Regions from separate parts of the Homo sapiens genome. Here region 2 is linked to region 1. A link is a contact called in ENCODE Hi-C data. All regions are on one chromosome and are shown on one strand. The core of a region is the stretch at or near the end of the contact, and the rest is flanking DNA. Distances in the headings are between cores, read along the strand shown.

Region 1 (6,972 bases), core at 735-3,234:
TGAAAATACCATTTTTAATGGCTGTAACTTCTTTTTTATCTTGTGGATGCTGTATAATTTAAGTAACTCCCAGTTGTTGAATAATTAGGACATTCACAATCTTTGCCATTATAATCGGCATTTTGTTCTAAATCTCAGTCAGCAAACTGCAGCTTGTGGGCCAGATTCACTTTGCTGCCTGTTTTGTTGGAACACAGCCACGTGCATTTATTCCCATAGCGTCTATGGTTGCTTTCAAGGCAAAGTGGAGTAGTTGCAACAGAAACCTTATGTCCCACAAAGCCTCAAATACTTACAATCTGACTATTTACAGAAAAGGTTTGCCAACCTCTGTTCTAAATATTTATCTACAATGCTGATTCCATCCTTAGGATAAACATATAGAAAGAGAATCAAGGCCGCGAGTGGTGGCTCATACCTGCAATCCCAGCACTTTGGGAGGCCCAGGTGGGCAGATCGCTTGAGCCCAGGATCCTGGGCAACATGGCTAAACCCCATCTCTACAAAAAAAAAAAAAAAAAAAATTACAAAAATTAGCTGGCATGCACCTGTAGTCCCAGCTACTTGGAAGGCCAAGGTGATAGTATGGCTTGAGCCTGGGATATGGAGGTTGCAGTGAGCCTAGATTGTGCCACTGCTCTCCAGCCTGGGCAACAGAGCCAGACTCTGTCTCAAAAAAAAAAAAAAAAAAATAGAACCAGCCAGGTGCAGTGCTGCACACCACAGTCCCAGCTACCCTGGAAGCCGAGGCAGAAAGATCTCTTGATCCCAGGAGTCTAAATCCAGCCTGGGCAACATAGCAAGAACCCTACCTCTTAAAAATAAATAAATTAATTAAAAATTTAAAAGTAAGACCAGGTGCAGTGGCTCATGCCTATAATCCCAGCACTTTGGGAGGCCAAGGAGGGAGGATCACTTGAGGCCAGGAGTTTGAGGCCAGCCTGAGCAACATAGTGAGACCCTGTCTCCACACACAAAATATATACATATATATATAATTTTTTTAAGATAATAAAAGTTTAAAAATATTAAATTTTTAAAATCGAGACAGGGTCTTTCTCTGTCATCCAGGCTGGAGTGCAATAGTGCAAACATGGCTCACTGCAGCCTTGACCTGCCAGGTTCAAATGATCCACCTGCCTCAGCTTCCTAAGTAGCTGGGATCACAGGCGAATGCCACCACATTGGGCTAATTTAAAAAAAAAATTGTAGAGACAGGGTACCACTATGTTGCCCAGGCTGGTCTTGAACTCCTGGGCTCAAGTAATCCTCCTGCCTTGGCCTCCCAAAGTGCTAGGATTACAGGCATGAGCCACTGCACCTGACCTTAATTTTTTTTTAAAGAGAGTATCAAGTCAAATTACTTTTCAGAAAGTTGATTTCAAGCAACATTGCCACCAGCAGTTTGTTTAAAGGTTTCATATCCCAGGCCTTCCACCTTGGCCAGCCCTGGATGACATTATGCAAATAGAAATTGAGGTATTCCACTGTTTCAGGGGCCTCTGGGGATACAGCAGTGACCAAAATACACAGGTCATTGCCCTCATGGGGCTTGTAATCTATGAAAGGGGTGAGGAGATACAATAAACTGCTTGCCAAGTAAATATGTCATTTGTCAGACGGCAATTGGTGCTATGAAGAAAATCAAAGTGGTTGATTTTCCACCCAAGAAGGTGGAGTGGGGTGCTAGTTTACATAAGGAGTTCAGCATCTGTCACTGATACGATGACATTTGAGCAGAGAACTGAAGGAAGAGCATCCCAGGTGGAGGATAAAGCAAATACAGTGAACATGATATTTTCAAAATTCAGCAGGGAAAATCATTATTTTTAGATCCATAGTAGAGCGGTGCTGGGGAGTATTGAGATAACTTTGTCCAGCAGGTAAGTCCAAAGGTATTTCTGTTTGACTCTGAAGCCCCTTGTACTTGCAGCTGATTTGCTTCGAGATTAGGGTTGGCTAAAGCTAACACTAAAATTAGCTTTCGTTTCCTAAATAAACAGCAGCTGGCAGTACATTTGGGGGTGGAGAGCAGCCTGAAAGAGCAGGGTAACAAGAAAAAAAATTGAGGTTTTCACATTTGCTAAGGAAGGAGAGATGCATATCAGTAACTGAGTCAGGTGATATATTCAAGCCTCCCTGGGTGATGGTGTCTTCTGAAACCATAACATGTTAAAATCCTCACTGTCATCAGAAATATTTTCCTTTCCCTCCTCCTCCTTCATTCAATCACCAAATCCTGTAATATCTCCCTCAGAATGAGCACATGAGGCTGGGCACAGCGACTCATGCTTGTAATCCCAGCATTTTGGGAGGCCAAGGCAGGCATTAGGGCCAGGAGTTCCAGACCAGCCTGGGTAGCATGGTGAAACCACATCTCTACCAAAATATGTATATATATATATATACAAAAATTAGCTTAGCTGGTCATGGTGGCACACACCTGTAGTCTCAGCTGCTTGGGAGGCTGCGGTGGGAGGATCACATGAGCCTGGGGAGGTCAAAACTGCAGTGAGTGATGATTGCACCACTGCATTCCAGCCTGGGCAACAGAGCAAGACTCTGATTAAAAATTTTTTTTTTTTGCTGGGCATGGTTGTGCACACCTGTAGTCCCAGCTACTCAGGAGGCTGAGATGGAGGATCACTTGAGCCCAGGAGTTTGAGGCTACGGTGAGTTATGATTGTGCCACTGCACTCCAGCCTGGATGACAGAGCAAGACCCTGTCTCAAAAATAAAATAAAATAAAAATAAAATGCCAACATGATAATGTCACACTCTTATATTAGTAATGTCTGTTTATTCCCAGCTAGAACTCTCATCTTTGGCTTAAATAGACACTCACAACCTTAGCTCCTTTTCCATCCTTCATTCCTGCCACATCTGCCCCAGATGTGCTCTGCTCCTGCCACACTCACCTCAAATGTAACTGTGGTGGCCAGCATCCAAGATGACCATCAGGGATTATCATCTGGCAATGATGCCCGTGTCTGATCCCTTTCCATGTTGGATGGAGCTAAGCGATCTGTAGGATATTGCAAAAGTGGCAACATATAGCTTCCAAGCATAGATCATTAAAGATGTTGTGTCTTTCTCCTTGCTCTCTCTTGAGCTGCTCTCTTGGGGAAGTCAGCCATCCTGTTGTGAGGACGCTGAAGCAACCCTGTGGGAATATCAGTGTGGTGAGAAACTGAGGCCCCCAGCCAACAGCCATGCGCGTGAGCTGCCTTGGAAGCCTGACTTCACACATCCACCTGATGACTTCTGGAAGCCTGACTCCACGTGTCCACATCTGCTCCATCTCCTTCAGAACTAGGCTGTTGGCCAATGCCCCTGTTTGTGTCTTGCTATTTCACTTGGACTATGACTAGGATTCAGGGGGCAAAAATCACCAATTATGGTGAATTCATGTTTTAGTTGATGCAGCTCCCATCAGCAAGGGCTTTTGCCTTTTTTAATGAAAATACCCACCTGGCATGGTGGCTCACACCTGCACTTTGGGAGGCCGAGGCAGGTGTATCGCTTGAGCCCAGGAGTTCAAAACCAGCCTGGGAACATGGTGAAACCCTGTCTCTACTAAAAACAAACATTAGCCAGTCATGGTGGTGCACACCTGTAGTCCCAGGTACTAGGGAGGCTGAGGTAGCAGGATTGCTTGAGCCCAGGAGGTGGAGGCTGCAGTGGGCCATGAGCATGCCACTGCACTCCAGCCTGGGAGACTGAGCAAGACCATGTCTTAAAAAAAAAAAAGAAAAGAAAGAAAAGGAAAAAAGAAATACCCAAAGCCTGAGCTGACCTGGTGATTCTGCCACCCCTGCAATCCTGATTGAATAATGCAACCCAAATTGGTCATAAATTATTCTCATGTAATTTGAAATCATCTACCACAAGGAGAACAAACACAAAAACTGCATAATCTCACAGCTTGCTGATAAGAACAGAGGGCTTACCAGTGGCAGTGAGGGCTTGGTGCTTGCCCTTGAAAGTGGAGTTCTCATCTGGAATTTCTATAATAGACCCAGAGTCAACAGCCAGGTTCATGCCTGAGGGACCTCAAGGACCATACTGGTTGCTCTGTGAAATGACTACCCCTGGCTTTTGGGAGGTTTAGAGATGACTTGAGCTCTTCATAACTAAAAACATCCATGGCATTTGAGCCTCACCCAATCTCTCAACTTTGTCATTCCCTGGGGATTTAGGGTGCACCGTTGGCTGGGGAACCAGCTGGCTAAAGAGAGAGGCAGTGCACCTGAGACTGTACATGAGCCCGGGCACCTGAGACAGGGAATCTGAGACAGTACTCTCTGTACTTCTTTATCCTCCTCTATAAAGTGATTCTAATAATAGCATCTACCTCTGTAGAAGAAAAAATTATTCAATGGCACATGTTAAAATACGGTAAGGCAGATTTTTCAGGACCATCATGATAGGTATAGGGAACATAGTAATGAAATTTTGCAATGGGAGAGAGATTGGGCTCAGTCTTAAATGGCTGGCCGGCTAAGTGGCTGACTGGGAGGCTGGGTGAGGGGTAGGCTGGGAGGCTGGCCGAGTGGCTGTCTTGGAGGCTTGCCAGCAGGCTGGCTGGCCCGCTGAGATGCTGGTGGGCTGGCTGAGAAGCTGGTCGAGAGGCTAGCGGGCAGTCTTCCTGGCTGAGTGAGAGGCTGGCTGGCTGAGAGTCTGGCTGAGAGGCTAGCTGAGATGTCGGCTGGCTCCGTCTGGGTTGGATGAGGACACTTTGGAGGAGGGAGCAGGAATAAGGAAGATACCCTTACCACCTGCTATCCCCCAGAGCTGGGAGCACCCGGCGCTGAGGGTGGGAGGCGGCAGTGACCGGGCACAGCTTATAGCACCCGGCTCCCTCCGTGCACCCTCGGATGCCAGGAACACCTTCCCTATGAGCACTCCCCATGGCCCTACCGTGGTGGACTGCGGGCCGCAGTCTCTATCTTATCCTCAAAGGTTTTCTGTAGATCTAAAACTGTTCTAAAACAGAAAATTATGTGTGTGGGTAAGTAATTTCCTGGCTCAAAATAAAAGCTATTTTCATTGTGGTTAAGGGTAAGGTCACTGGATGAGAACCTGGTTTCCGATTATTTCCTGTGTGAGCTGGACCACATGCCACAACCTTTCTGAGCCTGTTTTCTCATCCATAAAATGAGGATATAAGACTAGAGCTTAGGTCTCAGGGCTGTGGCAAGAACAATTGCCTAGAGGCAGCCTATATTTCCATCGATAGGAGATGGATTAAATAAATTTTGACACATCTGTGCAGCAATTACCTCTATATGTAGATATATAGAAAATTATATTTATAGAAGGTTTATTATTATTATTATTAATATTCTGAGATGGAGTCTCTGTCGCACAGGCTGGAGTGCAGTGGCGCAATCTCGGCTCTCTGCAAGCTCCACCTACGGAGTTCACGCCATTCTCCTGCCTCAGCCTCCCGAGTAGCTGGGACTACAGGCGCCCGCCACCACACCGGCTAATTTTTTGTATTTTTGGTAGAGACGGGGTTTCACCATGTTAGCCAGCATGGTCTCGATCTCCTGACCTCGTGATTCGTTGGCCTCGGCCTCCCAAAGTGCTGGGATTACAGGTGTGAGCCACTGCGCCCAGCCTATAGAAGGTATATTATGAAGTGAAAAAGCAAGGTGGAAGCTAGACATAGTGGCTCATGCCTATAACCCCAGAATTTTTGGAGGCTGAGGCAGGAGGTTCGTCTGAGTCCAGGAGTTTAAGACCAGCCTGGGCAACATAGCAAGACACCCATCTCTACAAACAATAAAAAAGTAAAAATTAGCCAGGGATGGTGGCACATGCTTGCAGTCCTGGCTACTCAGGAGTCTAAGGAAGGAGGATTGCTAAGCCCAGGATTTCAAGGTTACAGTGAGCCATGCTCATGACACTGCACTCCAGCATGGGTGACAGAGTGAGACACTGTCTCAAAAACAAAACAAAACAAAACAAAACAAAACAAGATGCCAGGTAAGCCACCTTTGGGGTTAAAAAACCAAGAATATATGTGTATATGTTTGTAAATGCATCATACATCTCAGGACAAGGGCAGGGAAAATTTTACTGATTACCCCTTTTTTTTACTAAATAGACATATTACTAATACATGCTCAAATTTTAAAAAATGATCTTTAAGTCTGTGGCACAGAGGAAGTGTCAGGAAATGATGGCTATTTCTATTGTGAGACAATTCCTCCCTCTTCCCTTCCTTACTGGAGGCCACCTCCCCACCCCCAGTCCCAGCCTGCAGATCTGGAAAGGGATGGGTGGAACCCAGTTGTTCCACGTATGGAAGATGGAATGTGATGGAGGCGAGTGGTGACTGTGCAGTGACCTTAGAGAGAAGACCCAGCACTTCCTGCTGGCTGCACCTGGCACCTGGCACCTGGCACCTGGCCCTGACTTGGATCTGCACCTGAGCCAGGGAGACCTCAGTTTTTTTCTTCCAGGAGCAGAAGAATGAACCAGGTTCCTGAAGGAGACTTCCCACTCCCAGAAGAGGAACAATTTTACAGGAATAGAAATTGGATAGTTCTTCAGGAAACAACAGTCTCTTAAATCTCCTGTTTGAAGGAATAGAAGACGACCATTTAGGAGGATGTCTTTGTTCTCAGGAGGTACCTAGAAAAGTAGCTGGGATTGAGGTAGGCTAAAAGATGTCTCCCGAAGATTTCAGACCCTAATCTAAAAAAAAAAGTGTGAACATTACTATGTAGTGAAGAATTACTTTACTCACAGAGAGGTCTATCCCTTTGCCTCCAGCTCCTGGGGGGTGATCTCTAAGCCCCTGAGATGGACATCTTTATTTACCTGGATCCTTGGGTGACATCAGATAATTTAGCAATGTGATTTATGGTGGAGCTTTGTGAATTAGCCAACAAATGTATGATAATTTGTTGCAGCAGTCACAAGAAACGAATACAGGAATGCAGTTTCAAAAAGTCTGTAATT
Region 2 (7,872 bases), core at 3,688-6,187, 420 kb before region 1:
TTGGCTGAAAGAGGCAGGTGCAAGTGAGCAGCAGCCATCCCCCAAGGCCACTGTGGTTAGATGTGGCAATAGACACAGATACCTGTGGGCTCCAGTTTGTCCTTGCTGTCCTCTGCATCTAGCTCTTCTCCTGACTTCTGACCCTGATGACCAACACAGCCCCAGGCCCACCACCAGGTGCTTGGTGGTAGTAGCTACATACAGGCACAGGTTACCATAGAGCGTTCCCTTGGCCATCCTCTTTCAGTGACTAAATGTGCCTGGCTACTCAGATGGACTGGCCAGTACCTCCTCTGAGCCTCCAACTTTCCTCCTAGTCTGTCCCTTCCCCAGCTTCTCCTATGATTCTGTAAGGTCTAATTCCTAGAGTAACTCTCTTATCCCATAGCTCATAGTATTTCTGCATTGAGCCCTGACTGCTGCAATGAACCAGGCTACGCAGACCATGGTGAAGGCCAAGAGAAGCTACTGAAGATCTCTGAGTTAGGTAGTTGGCTTATATCTGTGGGTGCGGCTCCCTTAACTATAGCCAGGTTCAAGATTCTGAACAGAATAGTGTGCTGTGTGGAAAAAATTGCTGTTGGACTGTTTTCCAAATCCCCACAGCTGGTTCCTGCTGTGTTCCCATCTTGTGGGCAAGTAGTTATTAGGATCTTGTCTCAGTCCAGACAAGAGGAAGTGTTTGTGTTGTCATCTGAGAGCCCAAAACAGACTCCTCTTGATTAAGATGGACCCTGCCGGGTGCAGTGGCTCACGCCTGTAATCCCAGCACTTTAGGAGGCGAGGCGGGCAGATCCCGAGGTCAGGAGTTTGAGACCAGCCTGACCAACATGGGGAAAACCCGTCCCTACTAAAAATACAAAAATTAGCTGGGCATGGTGGGGCGTGCCTGTAATCCCAGCTACAGGAGGCTGAAGCAGGAGAATGGCATGTGGCGTGAATTCAGGAGGTGGAGGTTGCAGTGAGCTGAGATTGTGCCACTGCACTCCAGCCTGGGTGACAGAGCAAGACTCCATCTAAGAAAAAAAAAAAAAAAGATGGACTTTAAGGTTAAGGAAACAAAAATTACCTACAGGTCACGGGTTTAGGTATTGGCTGGCATGAATTCCTTCCTAAATTCCTAAATTCCTATGGCTGCAAGAATAACTACACTCTTGCTAAGCTCCCTCACAATAGGAGATGTCAAGGCAAATTATCATACCCCTCCTAACTTTGATTTATACCCAGACTGCTACAACTCTGATTGGACAGAGGACTGACCTTATAGACATTGTCTTCTGATGAGCAACTGCAGACCTTAAGCAGTTTCAGCCGGCTTATAGAGACTGCACACAAACTGTCTTTGTGTCCTATAGCTCACCTTTTGACACAGAGAGCCAAATTCCACCTCATTTTATTGCTAAAACCCCACCCCAATGTGAACATGGGATGTATGTTACACATATGTTTACCCATTGTGCATGTACTTAATTCCCCTCATAAATATGCGTAGTCTTTTCCCCAAACCTGCTGAATATGTATGATTCCATTGTGTAATACAGGCCCTGTAAGGCATAAAACCCAGCCTGCCCTTTCTCCCGTCAAAGAGAGAGCAGCTTCCACACATTCAGGAGACTGTCTCTTCCTGGTTTGTGAACTGATGTCACCAAATACAACTCTCCTGTTACTTAGTCATCTTGGTGGTCTTTGGATGACAGTATCTAACACTTAGAAGGGTTCATGAACAAGAGAACAAACTCCAGTCTTTTGTGGCTATTTATAGTCAACAGCTCAGCTTTGTGGCAGGCACAGGAACAGATTAAGTGAGTTGACTTTCAGACTGAGAGCAGCTCAAAATCTACCATCCATCAGGAAGTGTGTGCAGTAATCCAGGGATAAATACATGTAATTTGCCAAAAGAGGCAGTGGGTGCTATACTTGGAATCAATGTGAAGGTTTTAGAAATATACAGATGCTTGAATTCTGCTGCAACTCATTTAAATCTGGATTTCTGAGGGTGAGGCCTAGACATCTCTACTTTTTTTTTTTTTTTTGAGAAGGAGTCTTGCTTTGTTGACCAGGCTTGAGTGCAGTGGCGCAATCTTGGCTTCCTGTAACCTCTGCCTCCCGGGTTCAAGCGATTCTCCTGCTTCAGCCTCCCGAATAGCTAAGACTACAGGTGCCCGCCACCACGCCCGGCTAATTTTTTGTATTTTTAGTAGAGACAGGGTTTCACCATGTTAGCCAGGATGGTCTCTATCTGCTGACCTCGTGATCCGCTCGCCTTGGCCTCCCAAAGTGCTGGGATTACATGTGTGAGCCACCATGCCCAGCATCACTACTTTTTTTAGTCCAATTTATCAATTTTTTTTTCTTATCTTTTCTGGGACAGGGTCCTGCTCTGTTACCCAGGCTGTAGTGCAGTGGTGCAATCACGGCTCACTGTATCTCAACCTCCTTGGCTAAAGTGATCCTTCTCACTCAGCCTTCCTAGTAGCTGGGACTACAGGTGCATGCCACCGTGCTTGGCTAATTTTTGTATTTTTTGTAGAGATTTGTTTTGCCATGTTGCCCAGGCTGGTCTCAAACTCCTTGGGCTCAAGCAAGACTCCCAAAGTGCTGGAATTACAGGCACGAGCCACTTGCACCCAGCCCTATTTTTTTCTTTTGTCATTTGTGTTTTGGTGTCATATCTAAGACGGCTTTGCTTCACCCAAAGTTACAAAGATTTACTCCTATATTGTCTTCTATGCATCACATTTTAGCTGTTACATTACTGTTTAGTTCTTGAGACAAATGTTCATTAATAAAATCCAAATATATTACTATAAAAACTGTACCTAAGGCTGGGTGCGGTGGCTCACGCCTGTAATCCCAGCACTTTGGGAAGCCGAGGCGGTGGATCACGAGGTCAGGAGATCAAGACCATCATGACTAACATGGGGAAACCCCATCTCTACTAAAAATACCAAAAATTAGCCAGGCATGGTGGCACGTGCCTGTAGTCCCAGCTACTTGGGAGGCTGAGGCAGGAGAATCACTTGAACCCGGGAGGCAGAGATAGCAGTGAGCTGAGATTTGCCACGGCACTCCAGCCTGGGCGACAGAGCGAGACTCCATCTAAAAAAAAAAAAATTAGCCAGGCATGGTGGCGCATGCCTGTAATCCCAGCTACTCAGGAGGCTAAGGCAGGAGAATTGCTTGAACCCAGGAAGCAGAGGTTGTGGTGAACTGAGATTGTGTCATTGCACTCCAGCCTGGGCAACAAGAGCAAAACTCCATCTCAAAACAAACAAACAAACAAAAAACAAAAACAAAAAAAACTGTACCTAAGAAGGGTCATGTCCCTTCTCTCCAAAGGATGCATCTTGTTGGAGGGTCAAAACACACCAGCATTTATCATCACTGCTAGCTGAGGGCCCCAGAGGCAGTCTAGGGCAGTGGTTAAGGGAGCAGATGCCACAGTCAGTTTTCCTAGATCAGCAGTTGGCAGACTTTCTGTACAGGAATGTCTTAGTCTGTTTGTGTTGCTATAAAGGAATACCTGAGACTGGTAATTTGTAAAGAAAAGAGCGTATTTGGCTCATGATTGTGCTGGCTGGAAGACTAGCCATTTGGTGAGAGCCTCAGGCTTCTTCTACTCATGGTGGAAGGGAAAGGGGAGCTCCTGTGTGCAGAGATTACATGGAGAGAGAGAAAGCAAGAGAGAGATGGAGGGTGCAGGCTCTTTTTATTTTTTATTTTTACTTTTATTCTTTTTTTTTGAGACAGGGTCTCAGTCTGTCACCCAGGATGGAGTGCAGTGGTGTGATCACAGTTCACTGCATCCTTGAACTCCTAGGTAGCTGGGACTATTGGTGTGCCACCATGTCCAGTTAATTAAAAAAAAAAATTGTATACAAAAAAAAGGAGCAAGATGGAATCAACTATATCAGATTTTTCTCCCTGTCATAATTTTTGCAAAGGTGATCTCACTGCTGCAGTCCTTCCATTGTCTCCTGCCTGGACACTCAAACCCACAGCACAGTCCCTGCTTTTATTCTCACCCATCCTCTCTCTAGAACTCCAGTTCTGCCCACACAGTGGCTGACTCGCCATCTCTACCTGGACATCCACAGGCCCTGGGACTCAGTGGGTCCCAGACCTAATGGTCATCTCCTTCTTCCCTCCTGCAGCTCCTTGCCTGGTTTCCTGACCCAGGATCCTCCCAGTGACCATCTAGAACCTGGGAATCAGCCTGCCTCCTCCTTCTCATGCTCCCGGACCTATGATCAATCAGTAAGTCCTGTCGGTTCCACCTCCATGTTCTGGCAAATCCATGCCTTCCTCTGCTCCTTTTCTGGGTCACGCCTTCCTTGCAGCAATAGCCCTGGATCTGGTCCAGTTGCCTTCAGTCCGGCCTCCTCCAAAGCTGCCAGGGGACATTTCGTGTTCCCAAACAACTTATTTCTGACCAGGAGCCTCCCTTGCCTAAGAGCATCTCGGTTACCTTCACGTAGAGTAAACTTATGAGAAGAGGCTTTCGTTTTTTTTGAGACAGAGTCTCAGTCTGTCACCCAGTCTGGAGTGTGGTGGCATGATCTCGCCTCACTGCTACCTCCCTTTCCCAGGTTCAAGAGATTCTCATGCCTCAGTCTCCTGAGTAGCTGTGATTACAGGTGCCCGTCACCAAGCCTGAGCAATTTTTGTTTTTTTAGTAGAGACAGGGTTTCACCATGTTGGTCAGGCTGGTCTCCAACTCCTGACCTCAAGTGATCTGCCTGCCTCGGCCTCCCAAAGTGCTGGGATTACAGGCGTCAGCCACTGCACCCGGCTAAGAAGGAGCTTTTTGGAAGCCCCCAGATCTGGTCTCTGCCCACTTTTCCACCTCTAACTACAGATCCAGCCTGCCCAAGCAGGGTGACACCTAGCTCCCAGAACTCGAGGGCACACCCCGCTCACCCAGCTGTACTCTGCCAGGCATTCCTTTCCTCTTTCCCTCACCTACTTGGCAGACGAGCTTCTCTTCAAGTCCCAGCAAGTCTGTGTCTTTGTGGTGAAGCCACTTAATCCCCCACGTACTGATGGCTCTGGGCTCGTTTTTACAAGAATGAAATTTGCTTGTCATTTCCCTGACCCCTCGTGTAAATTCTTTGAAGGCATATATATATATATATATATATATATATATATATATATATATATAAAATTATTTTTTTTTAGGTAACTTTTGTCTTCTTAGAATGCTTGGCACTTGGCAAATATCAACATGTAAATATTCGTTGAGCAAATAAATGTTTGCTAAGGAAATGAGCTGTATCAGGGCTGGATTACCCAATAGAGTTTAGGGCCAGTAGCAAAACAGGGGAGACCCCCAAATTATTTAGAAATAATTTGATATTTAATAGTTGGATAAAAGCATTGAAGCATCATAATGAGAAAATGAGAATTTTGGAGGATGTCTTTACATTCCTTTCACTGCTTTGTTTGTTTGAGGCAGGGTCCCACTCTGTCACCCAGGATGGAGTACAGTGGTGTGATCGTGGTTCACTGCAGCCTCAACCTCCGAGGCTCAAGTGATCCTCCCGTCTCAGACTCCCAAGTAGCTGTGCACCACCATGCCAAACTGGTTTTTTATATTTTCTAGAGATGGGGTCTCACTATGTTGCTGGTCTCAAATCCCTGAGCTCCAGTGATCCTCTTGCTTCAGCCTCCCAAAGTGCTGGGATTACAGGAGTGAGACCCTGGGCGCAGCCAATTTTATATATATATGTATATATATACATATATATACACGTATTTATATATGTATATATACACATATATATACATATATACATATATACATGTATATATACATATATACACGTATATGTACATATATACGTATATATACACATATATACGTATATATATATGTTTGTTTGTTTTGTTTTGTTTTGTTTTGTTTTGTTTTGTTTTGTAGAGACGGCATTCACTATGTTGTCCAGGGTGGTAACTCCTGGACTCAAGTATTCTGCCGGCCTCGGGCTTCCAAAGTGCTGAGATTACAGGCATGAGCCACTGCACCTGGCCTCTTCTTGATTTATTTACCTTTATTTATTTGTATTTATTTATTTATTTTTAGATGGAGTTTTGCTCTTGTTGCCCAGGCTGAAGTGCCATGGTGTGATCTCGGCTCACTGCAACCTCTGCCTCCTGGGTTCAAGCGATTCTCCTGCCTCAGCCTCCCAAATAGCTGGGATTACAGGCATGCGCCACAAGGCCCAGCTAATTTTGTATTTTTAGTAGAGATGGGGATTCCCTATGTTGGTCAGGTTGGTCTGGAACTCCTGACCTCAGGTAATCCGCCCGCCTCTGCCTCCCAAATTGCTGGGATTACAGGCGTGATCACCGTGCCCAGCCTTTACCTTTATTTTTCAAGCTGAATTATACTATTGTTTTTTAAATAGCAGACTTTAAAAAGAGCAATTTTACAGAAACAGCAGGTTTACAGACAATTGAGCAGAAAGTCCAGGAAGTTCCCAGATATTACTTTCACCCCCCTTCCTTTAGTTTCCCCATTATTGACATCTTGCATTGGTGTGGCACACCTGTTAAAATTGATGAACCAAATTGATACATTATTATTAATTATAGGTAATCGTTTACATTAGGGTTCACTCTTGGTGTTGTACATTCTATGTTTTTCTTTTCTTCTTTTTTTTTTTTTTTTGAGATGGAGCGTCACTCTTGTTGCCCAGCCTGGAGTGCAATGGCGTGATCTCGCCTCACCGTAACCTCCACCTCCTGGGTTCAAGCTATTCTCCAGCCTCAGCCTCCCAAGTAGCTGGGATTACAGGCATGTGCCACCACGCCTGGCTAATCTTGTATTTTTAGTAGAGACGGGGTTTCACCATGTTGGCCAGGCTGGTCTCGAACTCCTGACCTCGGGTGATCCACCTGCCTCGTCCTCTGAAAGTGCTGGGATTACAGGCGTGAGCCACCATGCCCAGCTGATCCCTATTTTTCTAGGGGTGAACATCTGTGGGTAGGGTTTGGCTGACACATCTGCAGTGCCACTAAGAATGGCAAGTTTCTTTATTAGCTTCTCAGTATCAGCTCTGGCCTGAGATTCATGGTCTGGTCATTCAGACCAATGCTCCGAAGTCCCATAAAGAAGCAAAAACCAGGTTAGGTGTATTGGCTCTTGCCTGTAATCCCAGCACATTGGGAGGCTGAGGCAGGAAGCTCTCTTGAGCCCAGGAGTTGGAGACCAGCCTGGGCAACATAGTAAGACTCTGTCTCAATAAAAAAAAAAAGAAAAAATTAAAAAATTAGCTGGGTGTGGGCCGGGCACGGTGGCTCACGCCTGTAATCCTAGCACTTTGAGAGGCCGAGGTGGGTGGATCATCTGAGGTCAGGAGTTCGAGACCAGCCTGACCAACATGGAGAAACTCCATCTCTACTAAAAATACAAAAAAAAAAAAAAATTGCCAGGCCTTGGAGGGGCACCTGTAATCCCAGCTACTTGGAAGGCTGAAGCAGGAGAATCACTTGAACCCAGGAGACGGAGGTTGCGGTGAGCTGAGATTGCGCCATTGCACTCCAGCCTGGGCAACAAGAGCGAAACACCGTCTCAAAAAAAAAAAAAAATTAGCTGGGTGTGGTGGCACGTGCCTGTCATTTCAGCTACTCAGGAGGATGAGGCAGAAGGGTCTCTTGAACCTGGGAAACTGAGGCTGCAGTGAGCCAAGATTGCGCCACTGGACTCCAGTCTGGACAACAACAGAGACCCTGTCTCAAAAAGCAAAACAAAACAAACACAAAGCAGGCCGGGTGCGGTGGCTCACGCCTGTAATCCCAGCTACTCAGGAGGCTGAGGCAAGAGAATCACTTGAACCCGGGAGATGGAGGTTGCAGTGAGCCGAGATT

Evidence for each region. Hi-C counts contacts between places; a loop is a spot of excess contacts on that map. Pooled maps may share reads with other maps.
Region 2: a loop to region 1 is called in a map of endothelial cell of umbilical vein, with 6 times the contacts of the local background. The contact joins two enhancer-like sites. A Hi-C loop is called at or near these places in 2 of 168 maps with a recorded cell type or tissue (endothelial cell of umbilical vein and heart left ventricle), 2 of 37 single-sample maps with no recorded cell type and 9 of 50 pooled maps.

What each region holds. Positions count from the first base shown.
Region 1 is chr16:19,378,512-19,385,483 of GRCh38, forward strand. All of the region lies in intron 1 of LOC105371114 (a long non-coding RNA gene), which reads right to left. Among named protein-coding and RNA genes, the nearest start is that of TMC5, 36 kb to the right of the region's middle. Within about 2 kb of position 1,985, at least 2 of the 41 ENCODE cell types and tissues checked have a DNase peak (open chromatin) inside an H3K27ac peak, as active enhancers do.
Region 2 is chr16:18,957,639-18,965,510 of GRCh38, forward strand. No RefSeq gene overlaps it. Among named protein-coding and RNA genes, the nearest start is that of TMC7, 22 kb to the right of the region's middle. Within about 2 kb of position 4,938, at least 9 of the 41 ENCODE cell types and tissues checked have a DNase peak (open chromatin) inside an H3K27ac peak, as active enhancers do.